Linked DNA regions of Homo sapiens: region 2 is linked to region 1. A link is a loop called in an ENCODE intact Hi-C map of the cell type or tissue named here. Cell type or tissue: OCI-LY7. All regions are shown on one strand.

Region 1 (8,000 bases):
TCTTTCTTTCTCTCTTTCTTTTCTTTTTTCTTTCTTTTCCTTCCCTCCCTCCCTCCCTTCCTTCCTTTTTTTCCTTCCTTCCTTCCTTCTGTCTCTCTTTCTCTTCCTTTCTTGCTATGTTGCCCAGGCTGATCTTGAACTCCTGAGCTCAAGCCATCCTGCCCCCTCCACCTCTCAAAGTGCTGGGATTGCAGGCGTGAGCCACTGAGCCTGGCCTCTGAGGGTCCTTTCATCATTCTTCTCTCCAGATAAGTCCATCTATCTCTGGATGTCCTTCCCATCGGCTGGATGGAGTTTGTGCATGTGTCTGTTTTGTGACTGTGTCATTTGCAGTTCTTAGTTTTGGGGCTTTGCAAAAGGATAGCCTTTGTACTCATTAACCTGTTCAAGAGTGTTGGGATTCACCACATGACTCCAAGGTGTGAGTCTTTTCCTCTCTTTATTCTTCTGACTCTTCCACTAAGGAAGTATCAGGTGGATCCACTGAATGCCGAAAATGAGTTTGATCACAGAGGCATCAACAATATTCAAGTGGTAGAAACATAGAAACAAGCCCTAATTGGTTCCATTTTTGTATGACATAATAATAAGGACAGGTGAGGACAAATGGCTTTGTAATAAGAATATGAGCCTGCAGAAGGAACATTAAGTAAATAATTGTAGCTTCAAAGAAAATGAGCAGCTGCTGGCAATGCCCAGGTTTCAGGACCCGCAAAGGCACTCTGGCCAGACACATCCCTGCTCCCCTCTTGTGCCTCCCACGTGCCGTGGCTGGATTCTGGGTTCTGCCCTTGCTCTCTGTTTCACTGAATCTCTGTTCCTGTCATGGCCCTCAGGCCTGTCAGGGACATGAGGAACAGGTGTGGGAGGAGGAAGCCCTTCAGCTGGGCCTGAGGTCGGGCATGTGAGTACTGAGGACAGAGGTGGGTGCAGAGGAAGGAGAATTCTGCCTCAGACTGCACAGGGAGGAAAGGGCCACCCTTCACAGCCCAGAGCAGAGCAGGCTCTTTGAAGGAGACACAGAGTTTAGGATTCACTCCACAGTTTAGCTGTGTGGTGAATTAAATGGGTTTCTGAGGCCTGACTGGGAAACAGATGACTTTTTATCACATTATGTCAGTAAGAAAATGTCTTGTGAGTTTGAACCACCCGTGTTACAAACTTTTAAAAAAGGTAGAGAAAGGTGTGGTGGCTTATGTCTATAGTCCCAGCTACTTGCAGGAGGCCGGGGTGGGAGGATCGCCTGAGCCCAGGAGGTTGAGGCTGCAGTGAGCCATGATTGTGCCACTGTGCGCCACTCTGGGCAACAGAGCCAGATCCTGTCTCTCCAAAAACAGAAAGCATTTTAGAGCAGTTTTATGTTCACAGCAAAATTGAGCAGAAATACAAAAAGCTCCCGTGTATCTCTTGTCTCCCCAACACACAAAACCTGTCCCACCATCAGCATCCTGCTATTACAGACTTTTGGCATATGGAGTCATAAGCTGGGGTCACCTGTGGCAGCTTTTGATTTAAACTTAATTTTTAGAGATTAGTCACAGATAAGCCTCCCTTTGTAGTCCAGCAAGAAGCCAGATTGGCCACAAAAGCCTTGAACACCGAAGACTGTATCCTGTTTTTTGTTTTTTGTTTTTTTTTGCTACTGAAAACTTATTCAAACGACTAGGCACAGACCTATAGATTTCAGTACCATTAAAAAGTCAAACTGTGGTGCGGCATTTCCCTCCCTCTTTCCAGTTACAGATGACTTAGGCAGTAGATGTTATCCTTTGGAAAGAGATGGGATCTAGTGAGGAAACAGTATATATTTTTTGTAACCAAAGAACCTGACTCCGATCTTTGTAGTTTTGACTTTTTACTTCCTACCCCTGAATGGTATTCATTTCTGAGGCACTGCCAGGAATTGTTTTTCTGGTTCCACTCTGGGTTTGCAAGCTTTCTCTCCAGGCTCTCCTGCAGCCCAAGACCCATGTTGGAGCCGCTGGGAGAGCTGGGGCAGTGGGCTGAGGAGGCCAAGGCCCAAACCAGCTCCAGGCGAACAGCTGCAGCACAGCTGTGATGTTACCTGCATGGTGCAGTGGGGTCGCCCTTGGGCTCGAGGCATCATGTTCTAAGGCAGTCTTCACAGACACGTTTTCTTGTGTGCTAAGAGAGGGGCAGAAACGTAGCTGCCAAAAAACCATTTGGTTTCTCAGCTGTGTTTACAAGCTGAGGAACATGAGGCACGTCGAAATCCAGTGTTTCCTTTTGACTGAAATACAGACTTCTAGGAGGACACTGAAATGAGGGTGGGATGGCTGGGTAGATGGAGCATGAGGAAGTTTCAGCTTCTTATTCCCACCCTCCCAGTTTCGGTGTGGGATTCTGACTGTCCTCTTGTCTGCAGATTGCTCAACCACTGGAAAAGGCAGTTGGTAGGAGGAGCAGGGATTTTGCGGTCAGCACAACTTCATAGCCCTTATCACCACTGGCAAATGATTTCTTTAGTATCCCCGAGCCCTGCTGTCATGGCAGTCATGGAAAATGATGATATCTGCATGGTGCTTTGTGTCAAAGTAATGGATGAGCCTAATCATAGTGGGTGGAATCCATCTCAGGGGTGCAGTCGCTCCAGCCTCTGCTGCCAACTTGCCCTCCTTCCCAGTCCCATGGAGCTGGGGCACTCCCCGGCATACCTGTTGGGAAGCCCTGATAAGTGTGCTTGTCTGTTTTCTCGTCTAACAAAATGGAAACACCGTGAAAGCAGAGACTTTCTTTTATTCACTGCTGTTTATCTCCAGCTAACAGAACAGTGCTGTGCGCATGGTAGGTGTCCAGTAAAATGTTTGGTGAATGAATGGATGAACAAATGAATGAGTCTAGGCTTACAATCTGGTTCTGGCTCTCCCTACTGTGAGCACCTTTCTGAGACTGTTTCACAAGGCCATGGTGGAGGAAGATAAATGACATAAGTAAAGTGTCACTATGTCTGGTTTGTGGCCGCTAGATGGGGGATATTCGGTTCCTTTCTTCTATTTTTTTTTCTCCAATAGTTTCTGAGAGGCCTAGGAAGAAAATTTTTGCTGCATTCTGAACTCATGGATAAAATGAGTAAATAGAATAAGACCTCTGAATTGTGGCCTAATTGTGAAAGGCATTTAGGGAAAAAGACCTGAAATATTTCTTCAGTTCTTACCTGAATCCTCTTAGGTTCAACGCCTGGTATTGATTTGCATGACTGAATTAACACTTCAAATTTTCAGGCACCTGCTTCTGAGGAACTGAAATGTTTTTGTCAGTTTTGAGGGGGTGGGTTGGCAGCAGGTGTTAGCACTCTTTAAGTTACAAGAGGGAAGACAAGAAGGGGACGGCTTGTTCCATGTCCCTGTCATTTCCTGAAACACCATCTATCACTGGACACTGAGGTCACTTACATTATTTTTTCCTAATGAAAATAGTCTTTCTGGGGCTGATTGTGACCTGTTTAGGGGTCTGTTAACAGCAGGAAGGTGAGTAGGGGACAGCAGGATGGCACTGAGCAGTCCTGGTAGGGCTACTGCCTGCAGTGTCAGGGACAAGCTGAAGCGCTCTCCATCCACGAGGCCTGGGGCTTCCTGGCAGAGCACCTTTGGAATGCTGTCCATACACTGCAGCAAAGGCATTTAAGCCACGTTCTTCCTCCGACCCCTGGCCTGAACTGCGTCTAGCCTTGGCTGTTCCCAAGCAGTTGATGTACATATTGTTGAGCGAGAGAACCTCTCTGAGTCCTGCTTTCTTGGGAATCAGGTTCTAAGTTGCTCTCCTGTGCCTTCCATTTATCTGGACCAACTAGCATTTTATCAAACAGAGGTTATATGGAGATTCTGGCGTGTGAATGGGCCCCCTTCCCCCTTTCCATAATGTCTTATTATTGCTTTGGCAATTGCAGTAGGTCTTTGAAGAGGGAGCTGACTGAAAACTGTGCCCAAATCTCAATGTCTCTTGGAAGTTAAGTTACACATTTTTATTTTAAGTAAAAGCAAAAGAAAACAAACAAAACCCCCAGCTCCCCGCAAAACTCATTGCTGATAATGGAGTTCAATGAGAAAGGAAGAAAATGTTAGCTATTGAGGCTGACAAGCTTTAATGAGCTGCCTGATGGCTCTTCTCTACTGGGCTACGTTACTGTAGAAGAGTTTGCAATTTGGGAGACTTTGAGACCTTTGATCTTTCATGAAACGCAGACTCCTTTCATGGAGAAGTTTGTTCTTTGGTATTTGCCAACCGAAAGAAAAATATCCTGGTAGGTAGATTTTTTATTCCCCCATAGCTTTTTTGAGGAACTATTACTCGACCCAAGTTTGCTTTTAGAAAAACCAAACAAAAAGCTGCAGGAGCAACAAAATAAGAAGAATAAAAGTATGAAGATGACAAGCTTATCTGTCACTTGGCTTGAGCATTTGGTAATTTAAACATGTAAGGGCCTATTTATCTCATGAACCAAGCAGTCCTGAGCTAGGCCCTCCAGGGCTAGTGTAGTGCTTGATCAGGGCCAACGGGGCCCTTCCCGTGAGGCTGTTTGTCACCTTTGTCCTCATGACTACAAGATGACTGCTTCACTTCCAGCGTAACATCAGCCTCACTGGTGGAAGAAAGTGACGGGGCAAAGCAGAAAGGGTAGTACCTATATTAGGACAAGCCAGGGCTTTCTCTGAGGCCTCCAGCAGATTTCCCGTTAGGTTTCACTGGCCATCCCTAGCTGCAAAAGAGGCCAGGAAGGTGTGAGTGTGTTAGCTTAATACTTGCCACCCTGAATAAAATTGGTGTCTGATAGTAAGGAAGACGGGTAGGATGGATATTGAGTGGTCAAGCAGCAGTGTCCACCACATCCCAAAATAACATTTTCCCAAATTTGTAGAATCCAAGGTCTGGTCGGGACCTGTGAGATGGCTGAGAATGACGCCTGCATCTCACAGATAAGGGAGCTACTTTATTTCCTTCTACTTCTGTTCAGCCAAAAACCTCAGTGGCACTTTTTGGCACTTCTGGGTGTGGCTGCTCATCCCCTGATCCCCAAACTGTGCCTGGAATGTGAGTGGGCCGAGAAGTTCCTTCACTGGAGAGCAGAGTGGCAGGGAGCGGGCAGTGTGCGGATGGGAATCAAAAGGCCCGATTGTGCTTTCTCAGGAAAAGCAGCCGGCCAACAATAATGACTGGGCCGCCCCTGAGTGCAGAACCTGGAATCCAGCCTTCTGGAATGAAAAAGCCATGCAAGACTCAGTCCCTGCCCCTGAGGAGTGAAGGCCTAGTAGGGCGGACAGAACAACCACAGGGGAGAGGTAAAGCAGAGAGGTATGCGAACAATGAAGAAAGGCCATAGCAAACGGAGTGGCCAGGCCGGGAAGGTGGCTTGGAGGAGTTGACTTTGACCAGGGATTTATAAAGGTCTGTTATTTGGCGGCTCACAATGGTGTGTAAAAATACTAAGTGAGAGTCAGCAGCTTTGCCTGGTTGGAGCAATTTAACAACACCTGCCTGAAGCCTGCTGTGTTTTCTTTAGAAGAACAGCCTGAGTCAACAGTGCTTATGGATTCCTTGATGGATGCAGAGGGAGTATTAAGTTAGCCAGATTTATTGGAACATGTCTAAAAGACCACTAGCTCTGTACCAGCGTTTCCTCTGAAGTTTCAGTCTCTGTCCTCTCTTCCCTTCCCCACTGCCTGGTAGCTCTGATGTTGCATTTCTGCCCTTGCTTCTCTTGTTTAAGATTCCTTCTTCGAGGGCCCAGCCAGCCTCCTCAGTCCTGGGGCTGTGTGGTAGATAGTCCTCTGGAAGGCATTCACCACCTTGTCATAGGGCCGTGTGGTTGGTGGAGGGGGCAGAAATAAGGAGACTAGTGTTTCAGAGGCTCTTATGGCACACATGGGAACAGGTAGACTGTATTTTGGCATTGAGAGTATCTGGGTGTATTAGTCTGCTCAGGCTGCTATAATAAAATGCTACAGATGGGTGACTTAAACAACAGGTATTTATTTCTTACAGTTCTGGAGACTGGGAAGTCCAGGATCAAGGTGCTGGCTAATTCTGTTCCTGGTTAGGGCTCTCTTCCTGGCTTGCAGATGGCCATCTTCTCACTATGTCCTCCTGTGGTAGAGACAGCATCTTCTTTCTTCCTTTTTGCTATGTCCTCTTCCAATGAAGATGCTAATCCCATCATGAGGGCACCATCCTTTCAGCCCATTTAACCCTCAGGCCCAGTCTCCAGATACTGTCACATTGGAGGTTAGGGCTTCAGCATATGAATTTGCAGGTGTATTAGTCCGTTCTCATGCTGCTGATAAAGACATACCCAGGACTGGGTAATTTATAAAGGAAAGAGGTTTAATTGACTCACAGTTCCACGTGGCTGGGGAGGCCTCACAATCTTGGTGGAAGGTGAAAGGCACATCTTACATGGTGGCAAGCAAGAGAGAGCTTGTGCAAGGGAACTTCTCTTTATAAAACCATCAGATCTTGTGAGACTTATTCACTATCACGAGAACGATACAGGAAAGACCCACCCCCATGATTCAATGACTTCCCACTGCGTCCCTCCCATGACACATGGGAACTGCGGGAGCTAAATTCAAGATGAGATTTGGGTGGGGACACAGCCAAATCACATCAGCAGGGAACACAATTCAACCCCATAGCACTGGGGGTTCACTAGAGTTTCATAAGGTTCCCAAGGACTCATGGCGGTGACCAGAGCAGTGTGTTTTCTACTGAAAGAAACCTGTGGGAGTTGAAAACCTACAGACTGAAGGTTCTTAAGCTGAGTTTATGGCCTCAAGAGGGTCTGGGAACTTCTGGAAATGCTCTTTAGGGCATTGTATGTGCAGTGCATATGTGTGTCTTTCATCACATTTTCAAAAGGTTTGCTGACCTAACAGTGGTAAAAGCTAATGTCCCAGAGACTGTACCTCTAAAGTAGAAGCTGAGAAGGAACAGGTCTGTGCACACTGGTGTCCACCACCAGCATACCCCCCACCTCATTGTGCAGCCCCATCCCCCTGGAGCATTCCAGAGAAGCTCTGCTCCCTCTTGCTGCTGGGCACTAATTAGACCCTGACTGCTGGCAGGTGAGCTTACTGCCCAAGAACTAAAGAGAGAGAGCTCTTCCCCCAAAAGCTGCCCTGTGCCTCTGTACTCGAAACCTAACCCTTTGTTGACTTCTTTTACTTTTTATTTTTGGAGCAAACTCTATTTTTGGAGAATACATGAAACGAGTGGCTGTCTTACATCATAAACCAGAAAAACCACTGTGCTTATTAAAGGCATTTCGGAGTATTCTCAAGATTCGGACTCAAAGCAGACAATAGTAGAAGCTGGCTTTTCTGCCTCTAAATGGAGGGCTCTGGCCCCCACATTCATTCATCCCTCCTTGAGCTAAACCACTGCCTGCCTGGCTAACTGATCTCAAGAGCAAGGCTGGGACTCATGGGTATATATTTTTGGTCTGTGACTTTTTTCCTAGTTAATTTCTGTGGGGTCTGGACTGTTTTCTAGCCCCATACTTATTATTTTTTCTTGTTCTCTACTTCCTGGTTCTCCCACATGACTAATCCTTCTCTACACCCATGTTGAATTTTATTTGACCTCATTTGATATGTTTTCTCTAAGTCACTTCAGTCCTTTTTAAAACTTGGTAAACATGAATCCATTTTAAAAGCACAGGCCCTCATAGAATCTGGGTTTATCCTCAGGCTAGGTCACTGCTACCCCTGACCAGTCCCCAAAGAATGCTGGAGGCCTTTGCCATGCTCCACCTTCCTATTCTCCACCCAGGCTCCCTTTTCCTCCTCTCCTTTCTCTCCTTCTCTTTCCCTTTTTGTCTCCTTTGCTCTCCTCTTTCTTTCATTCACGCAGGCCTTCCCCTCCTCCTCTGGGCTTTAACTCTGCCGGTTTTCCTAGAGCTTTGCTCAGTCCTGACAGGTGTGAGGACCTGAACTCAGGGCTTGGGATCTTATCTCAGGTTCTCCTGCTTTATTGCAAGGACTCGG
Region 2 (8,000 bases), 480 kb before region 1:
AACAGCTACAGCTTTCTATAGGACAGGGATCTCCTTGCCAGCTAATCCCCTTGTCAGCTAATTGCATATTCAGGTCCCAAGAATGACAGGTATACATCCATCTATACAACACTGGTGAAGTTACAGACTTAAATGGAACTGTCTCTGTCGTTAATTGAAACAAGCGATCACTTTTTAAGGTTATTATACATGTACCCTATATCCTACAACTTAGGGACTTCCCAAACTGCTGAAATTAAGGGGCTTTTGTGAGCAGCCTCCATATGGGACTTCCCTAGGAAATGAGATTAAGGGTTTTATGCCAGAGGCCTGGTAATGGCCTACCATAATCTTCTATTTTTTGACAGACATTTAGTTAAAAACAGATATTAAAACCCATAAACCTATTTTTACAAGTACATATAAAATTATGTTACAAAGACTGGGCGCGATGGCTCGCATCTGTAATCCCAGCACTTTGGGAGGCCGAGGTGGGCAGATCAAGAGATTGAGACCATCCTGACCAACATAGTGAAACCCTGTCTCTACTAAAAACACAAAAACTAGCTGGGTGTGGTGGCACACGCCTATGCTCCCAGCTACTTGGGAGGCTGAGGCAGGAGGATCGCCTGAACCCAGGAGGCAGAGGTTGCAGTGAGCCAAGATCACACCACTGCACTCCAGCCTGGTGACAGAGAGAGACTCCATCTCAAAAAAAAAAAAAAAAAAAAAAAAAATTATACTTGTAGGAGGCAAAAACAAACAACAGAGTCTGCAGTATCGAAATCCCATGACCTCTAGGGCAGCTGTGTACAGTTAAGATAGGTTATACAGTACAAGGAACTGCCTGACTGGAGGGGAAATGTAGACTTACAGGCAAATGGGGGTCCACATTCCACTTCCTAAGGCACACATCCTTTGGTCCTGTATGTCAAGAGGACTCTTAATTTCTAACTCACACAAATACCATTTGGGCTTGAGGCAGCCTTAATCCCTTCTCTCAGGATACTCCATACAGCATATGTGAAATGTAGCCATTTGACATGCTTATTCATGTGACTGTGACAAACTATATATCAAGTACTTTAAAGCTCAATTTCTGAAAAGAAGTTCTAATGTCTTCCCTCACCTGAATGGATATTTTATTGCATATGTGGTGTGCCACACCACATTACAGAATAAAATATAATGGCACTTAGTCATGCCATTTTGGAGACTACTGGTCTAAGTGTGTATTCAAAATGCTGGAGTAAAATTAAGAAAGGGCTCGGCAGCTCACACCTGTAATCCCAGCACTTTGGGAGGCTGAGGCAGGTGGATTACCTGAGGTCAGCAGTTCAAGGCCAACAGGGTAAAATCCCGTCTGTACTAAAAATACAAAAAAATTAGCAAGGTGTGGTGGTGTGTGCCTGTAATCTCAGCTACTTGGGAGGCTGACGCAGGAGAATTGTTTGAACCGGGGAGGTGGAGGTTGCAGTGAGCCAAGATGGCCACTGCACGAGACACTGTCTCAAAAAAAAAAAAAAAAATTGAGAAAGGGGTCAAGGTTACATTGCAGAAAGAAATTTGAAAAACTTGTGCATCTAGTTGATAGTTTAACTTCTTGAAGAAAAATTAAACAGAGAAATCTAGAGACCTAAAAATGAAAGTTTACAAATTACCCACATTTGGGTATATTTAAAAAGGTACAATGAAATTAAAAAGCATTCTTCTGACATCAGTTTTCCACCAGGAATAGAGTAACTAGTACTGAGACAAGCTTTCCTGTCATTAATTACTGTATATTACCAGGACAGATACCTTAGGCAACTTTTCAGACAATGGACAAAAGGCAATGCAGTACTGTGATCCATGAGGAAAGAAAAGCTCAGGTGAATAAGCCCCCTAAATCTTGATTCCCTAACTGAGGACTATTTTGTGATCATGGTTCATGGAGCTACAGCCAATGCAGAACATAGCAAAGGAGCCAGAGAGATTCGGGGATTGTGAACCAGATGGAATATATAGGGCAAAGCACTTGGGAGAAGGGAGCTGAACAGAGAAAGGGTGCCAGTAGTCTATGTAAGGGTTTTGCCAAGTCCTTGGCTGAAGGCTACTACGCATGTGCAGAGCAAGTCCATGGGAAGTTTACCAGAGAGCAGCTGCTAAGGGATTGAGAGAGAAGCAAAGATACTGGAGGCCAAGCAGGAACAAAGAGAAAACAAATAAAAAGATGTCAGTCTTAAACCTTGCCATACCAACAATTACATAAAATATAAATGGATTAAACAAAAGCAAAAATTAAAAGCTGGGATAAAAAAGTAAGACAACTATACGCTATCTACGAGATACTTTAAAAAGCTAGAAGTAAAAGCATGGGAAAAATATACCATTCAAACACATAGATTAAAAAAACAATGGCATTAATATCAGGCAAAGTAGACCATAACATAGCATTATAGGAAGCAAAGAACATTTCACCTTAAAAAAGGGCAGGCAATTCATAAAAGCTTCAAAATACCTGTAGCAAAACCAAGTGAGGTATATCTCAAGAATGCAAGATTGATTTAACATCTAAAAATCAACGTAATTCATACATTAACAAAAAAAGGAGACAAATTGCATGACCATTTCAATAGACACAGGAAAAGTACATGGCAAAATTCATCACCCATTCATAATAAAAATTCTCAGCATATTAAAAATAGAAGGGAACTTCTTCATTTTGATAATGGGCATCTATAGAAAACAGCTAACATATTAATGGTGAAAAATTGAGTGTTTTCCTCCTAAGATGAGGAATAAGGTAAGGAAATCCTTTCTCATTTAATACTGAAATTCAACTTCTAGTCAATATTGTATTGGAGTCCTTGCTGGTGCAATAAGAAGACATAAATTATTAAGAATAGAAAGCAAGAAGTAAAGCTATCTCCCTGTAGACTACATAGAAAATCCTAAGGAGTCCTTGAAACAAAAAAAAAAGATACTTAATAATCGAATTTAGCAAGATAATGGGATGAAACCAATAATCGTATTTCAATATACTACCAACAGTTTGAAATGAAAATTTTAAAAATATCATATACGATATCATTTAACATTATAAAATGTTTAATATTTATACTATGTAAACAAAAATTGTACAAGAATGCTACAATGAAAACCACAAGACAGTGCCGAGAATTTAAGAGATAACACATATTCACAGATTGGAAGAACCAATATTGTTAAGAACATTATGGCTGGGTGCAGTGGCTCACGCCTGTCAATATCAGCACTTTGGGAGGCCGAGGCGGGCAGATCACCAGGTCAAGAGATCGAGACCATCCTGGCCAACATGGTGAAACCCCGTCTCTACTAAAAAATACAAAAATCAGCTGGGCGTAGTGGCGCATGCCTATAGTCCCAGCTACTCAGGAGGCTGAGGCAGGAGAATCACTTGAACCTGGGAGGCGGAGGTTGCAGTGAGCAGAGATCACATTACTGCACTCCAGCCTGGTAACAGAGCAAGACTCATCTCAAAAAAACAAAACAAAACAAAACAAAACAAAACACATTCCCCCTTACCCAAATTGATATCTAGATTCAATGTAATTCCAATCAAAACCATGACAGACTTTTGTGTAGAAACTGAAAAGCTGATTCTAAAATGTAAAGAAATGCAAATGACTTCAAAGAATCATAAGAATTTTGAAAAAGAACAAACTGTCAAATTTCAAAATTTGCTGAGAAGAGTACTGTAATCAAAAAACATTATGTATTAGCTGAATGGACAAATCAATAAAGAACAGACCACACACAGATGGCTGATTTTTGTATAAAAATGCCAAAATAATATAATGAAAAAGTACTGTCTTTAATAAATGGTGTTTTAACATACAGTTTTTAAAAAAATGAACCTCAACCTCACACAAAAAATAACTCACAAAATGGATTACAGGTTTATATTTTAAAGCTAAAACTATAAAAATGCTGGGTTAAAAAGTGGAGAAAATCTTAGTAAACTTGGGGTAGGCAAAAAATTGTTAGATAGGACACAAAAGTCATTAACCATAAAATAAATTGATAAACCAGACTTAATCAAAATTTAAACCTTTAGCTCTTCAAAAGACACCAAGAAAATGAGCATGCAAGCCAGAGTCAATACCTGCAATACATGTATCTGACAAAGGACCTAGATATAGAATATATATAAAGAACTTTACGTTTCAATAAAAAGGCAAACTCCCAGCCAGGCGTGGTGGCTCACGCCCATAATCCCAGCACTTTGGGAGACGAGATGGGTGATCACTTGAGCTCAGGAGTTGAGAGACCAGCCTGAGCAACATGGCGGAGGTTGCAGTGGGCTGAGATGGCGCCACTGCACTCCAGTATGGGCAACACAGTGAGATGCTGTCTCCAAAAAAAAAAAAAAAAAAGCAACTTAAGTTTTGAAATTTGCAAAAGACAAACCAAAATCTCACCAAAAAAGAATGACTACTAAGCACAAGAAAAGATGCTCATCATTATTCATCAGAGAAATGAAAACCAAAACCATGAGATAGCTTTTCTCACCTACTAGAATGGTTAAAATTTAACAGACTGACAGGCCAGGCACAGTGGCTCACGCCTGTAATCCCAGCACTTCGGGAGGCCGAGGCGGGTGGATCACCTGAGGTCAAGAGTTCAAGACCAGCCTGGCCAACATGGTGAAACCCTGTCTCTACTAAAAATACAAAAAAATTAGCCAGGTGTAGTGTAATCCCAGCTGCTTGGGAGGCTGAGGCAGGAGAATCGCCTGAACCCTGGAGGTGGAGGTTGCAGTGAGCCAAGATGGCACCACTGCACTCCAGCCTGGGCGACAGAGTGAGACTCCGTCTCAAAAACAAAAACAAAAAAAACTTTTAAAGACAATACCCAAAACTGGGGAGAGTGTGAACAAACTTTGGAGAGAACTGCTGGAGGGTCTATAAAGTAGTACAAGCAGTGTAAACATACATTTATCATAAAAACAAGAAATTCCAATTCTAAGTTATTTCCTCAGGGAAATGACAATGTATCCACACCAAGACTTTTCTACAAATACCTTTAAGTTTTATTCATAATAGCTCCAAACTAAAAAATACTGATACCTACTAACAGGTGAATAAAAATATGTATATTTTTATATATATAGGACTGACAGGTAACACAGATCATTCTTAAATATTAATCCTTTGCCATTAAAGATTGCACTCATGAGATGATTTATACTTTTTGCCAAGAAATCAGTCCCAGAATAGTTACGTATCTTGTATACTGCCAGTTAGTAAAGAAATCTTGGAAAAGGGATTTAGTCTTATATTTTAACCCTCTCTAGACAAATAATACCTTTCAAAAGTATGTTCTCAGTATTTGTTAAAAATAGCTCTTCAATATTGTCTTTTAGGTAGAGAGGAAAAAACTGCTCTCAAACTCCCAGTTTGCTACTCATTAGCTGAACAGTACGTTAACAACACAAAATACTACACAATATTATAACATTTCTCTAAGATCAGTTTGTTTTCTTAACATACGTAAAAGAAAATCCATTTCCTAAAGTTTTGCCTCTCTCCTAGATATAACTGCATACTAAGAAAATGACAGTCAAGACTGAAGGAGTCATCCAATTTTAACTTGTGGTCATTCACCCTCATTCCTTCCAACATGTAGCCTGAGAAAAAAGGACAGTTAAACCGAAGTTTTAAAACAAATGTTCTCAATGGGAGCTTGGTGGCCAGTGTAATTGTATCTGAGCATTTATAAATTATACTTTTCTGCTGTTATTTGCTTCATTTTATTTCTCCTTTAAAACAGTTCAAACATTATGTTTACTTTTGTAAGAAAAATGTGTTAGGATTTTTTTTCCCCATGAAATTCATTTAGGATGACAAAGAGAGCATGAAAAGTATTTTATAGAAAGGGAAACTAGATCTGAAACAGTTTTAGAATACTGCTTGCATTAAAGAAACAATTCTAGAGTGTAACTGTATTATACCCTAGCATTCTGCAACTACGCCAGATTAGGTAGAATCAGATTTTCAGGAGGGAGGGGCCTAAAAATCTAAATTTTTTTTAGGTGTTAAAGTTTAGTGGTGTTAAAGTTTGAAAATCTCCAGTTTTTGAAATCTAAAAAGTGTATGAAATATAACATATTTGGCCTCAACAAACCTATTGTTTGGCCTATAGCATGGGCCCATAAATTAATTGTGTGTGTGTATATATATTTATGTGTATAAATATTCACACATTTTTAATTAGTTGACAATATCTAATACTAGAAAAATTTTGTTCAAAAATCCAGATTCAGAATTTGCATTAAATAAATAAAAGATCCTTCAATACTTGCCCTGCACTCACATGACAAATTGCTATAGCTAAGAAGAGTCTGCCCCCCTGCTTGTACTCCCCATCATTTCCTACCATTTTACCCCAAGGCTCACACAGTTCTCCATCCCAACTACCTATTTAACCTTTGTGTAATAGATATTACTTGACTTGTGATGCCTGTACTCACAAATTCAGTAGGAAAATGAAGAACTGGTTTGATCAAATGAACCCGTTATTTAGTTAAGCAATGTCTAAATTTGGCTGGCTGCGGTGGCTCACACCTGTAATCCCAGCACTTCTGGGGGCCAAGGCAGGCGGATCACAAGGTCAGGAGATCGAGACCATCCTGGCTAACACGGTGAAACCCCGTCTCTACTAAAAAATATAAAAAAATTAGCCGGGCGTGGTGGCATGTTCCTGTAGTCCCAGCTACTCAGGAGGCTGAGGCAGGAGAATGGCCTGAACCCGGGAGGCAGAGCTAGCAGTGAGCCGAGATCGCACCACTGCACTCCAGCCCGGGCGACAGAGCGAGACTCCGTCTCAAAAAAAAAAAAAAAAAAAAAAAGTCTAAATTTTTGCTTCAGCTAGTATTAAAATAAGTATGCAAGGAGAGATAAAGGGACAAAATACCCAAGTCACTAAGACTCAGGATAGCATTTTTAATTTTTTAAAGATAACTTTAATTCTTTTTAGGTGTACTTTTAAGTACAATTTGTTAAAACGTTTTTCCTAGTATAAAAACAAAAACATCTTCCAATTTAAACGCTTTCTTTGAACTCTTGCGTACAATACAGCATAAAGATAAAAAATATTCAGATTGTAATTACACAGAACATTTTGAGAAGTATGGAATCACAAACTTGTCTCAGAATTGAGGATGATAACTTTACGACCCATGTTCTCATTAATTCAAGTCCATATGTCATGGCCAGGCAAACAATATGTCATAATTCTATAATCATGCACAATTCAGATCTTAATTGGCTACAAGCCTGTTTAACCATTTAAAATATAAATGGAAGAGGACGGGTGGGGTGGCTCACACCTGTAATCCCAGCACCTACAGAGGCTGTGGCAGGTGGATCACCTGAGGTCAGAAGTTCGAGACCAGCCTGGCCAACATGGCAAAACTCCGTCTCTACTAAAACAAAACACAAATTAGCCAGGTGTGGCGCCCAGCTGAGGCACAAGAATCGCTTGAACCAGGGAGGCAGAGGTTGCAGTGAGCTGAGATTGTGCCACTGCACTCCAGCCTGAACGACAAAGCGAGGTAGGAAGGTAAGAAGGTAGGAAGGTAAGAACGCAGGAAAGAAGGAAGGAAGGAAGGAAAAACCAACCTTAAACTGTGTCTAAGAAATAAGAACAGGCCAGGTGCGGTGGCTCACACTTGTAATCCCAGCACTTTGGGAAGCCAAGGTGGGCGGATCACCTGAGGTCGGGAGTTCAAGACCAGCCTGACCAACATGGAGTAACCCCGCCTCTACCAAAAAAAAAAAAAAAAAAAAAAAAAACACAAAATTAGCCGGACGTGGTGGCGCATGCCTGTAATCCCAGCTACTCGGGAGGCTGAGACAGGACAATCGCTTGAACCTAGGAGGCAGAGGTTGCGGTGAGCCAAGATCGCACCACTGCACTCCAGCCTGGGCAAGAAGAGCGAGACTCCGTCTCAAAAAAAAAATAAATAAATAAATAAATAAGAACTAAGGTTTAAGCTT

What was found. Hi-C counts contacts between places; a loop is a spot of excess contacts. Peaks named below come from ENCODE experiments on the same cell type or tissue, not always from the same donor. Only the 100,000 strongest peaks of a DNase experiment are listed, where the experiment ranks them.
Region 2: a loop joins it to region 1, with 6 times the contacts of the local background. A loop is called at or near these places in 2 of 110 quality-filtered maps.

What each region holds. Positions count from the first base shown.
Region 1 is chr7:137,981,028-137,989,027 of GRCh38, reverse strand. The region is part of intron 1 of CREB3L2 (cAMP responsive element binding protein 3 like 2); the gene reads left to right. Among named protein-coding and RNA genes, the nearest start is that of CREB3L2, 17 kb to the left of the region's middle. RefSeq lists enhancers at 996-1,105, 2,238-2,307, 2,638-2,787, 7,406-7,495, 7,506-7,555. In OCI-LY7, CTCF peaks have their summits at 1,905, 2,110 and 3,010; DNase peaks (open chromatin) are centred at 887, 2,107, 2,957, 3,267 and 1 weaker place; H3K4me3 peaks cover 4,529 bases; H3K27ac peaks cover 7,015 bases.
Region 2 is chr7:138,462,840-138,470,839 of GRCh38, reverse strand. The region is part of intron 1 of TRIM24 (tripartite motif containing 24); the gene reads right to left. Among named protein-coding and RNA genes, the nearest start is that of TRIM24, 6.6 kb to the right of the region's middle. RefSeq lists a silencer at 7,962-8,000. In OCI-LY7, no CTCF peak of the experiment used is centred here; no DNase peak of the experiment used is centred here.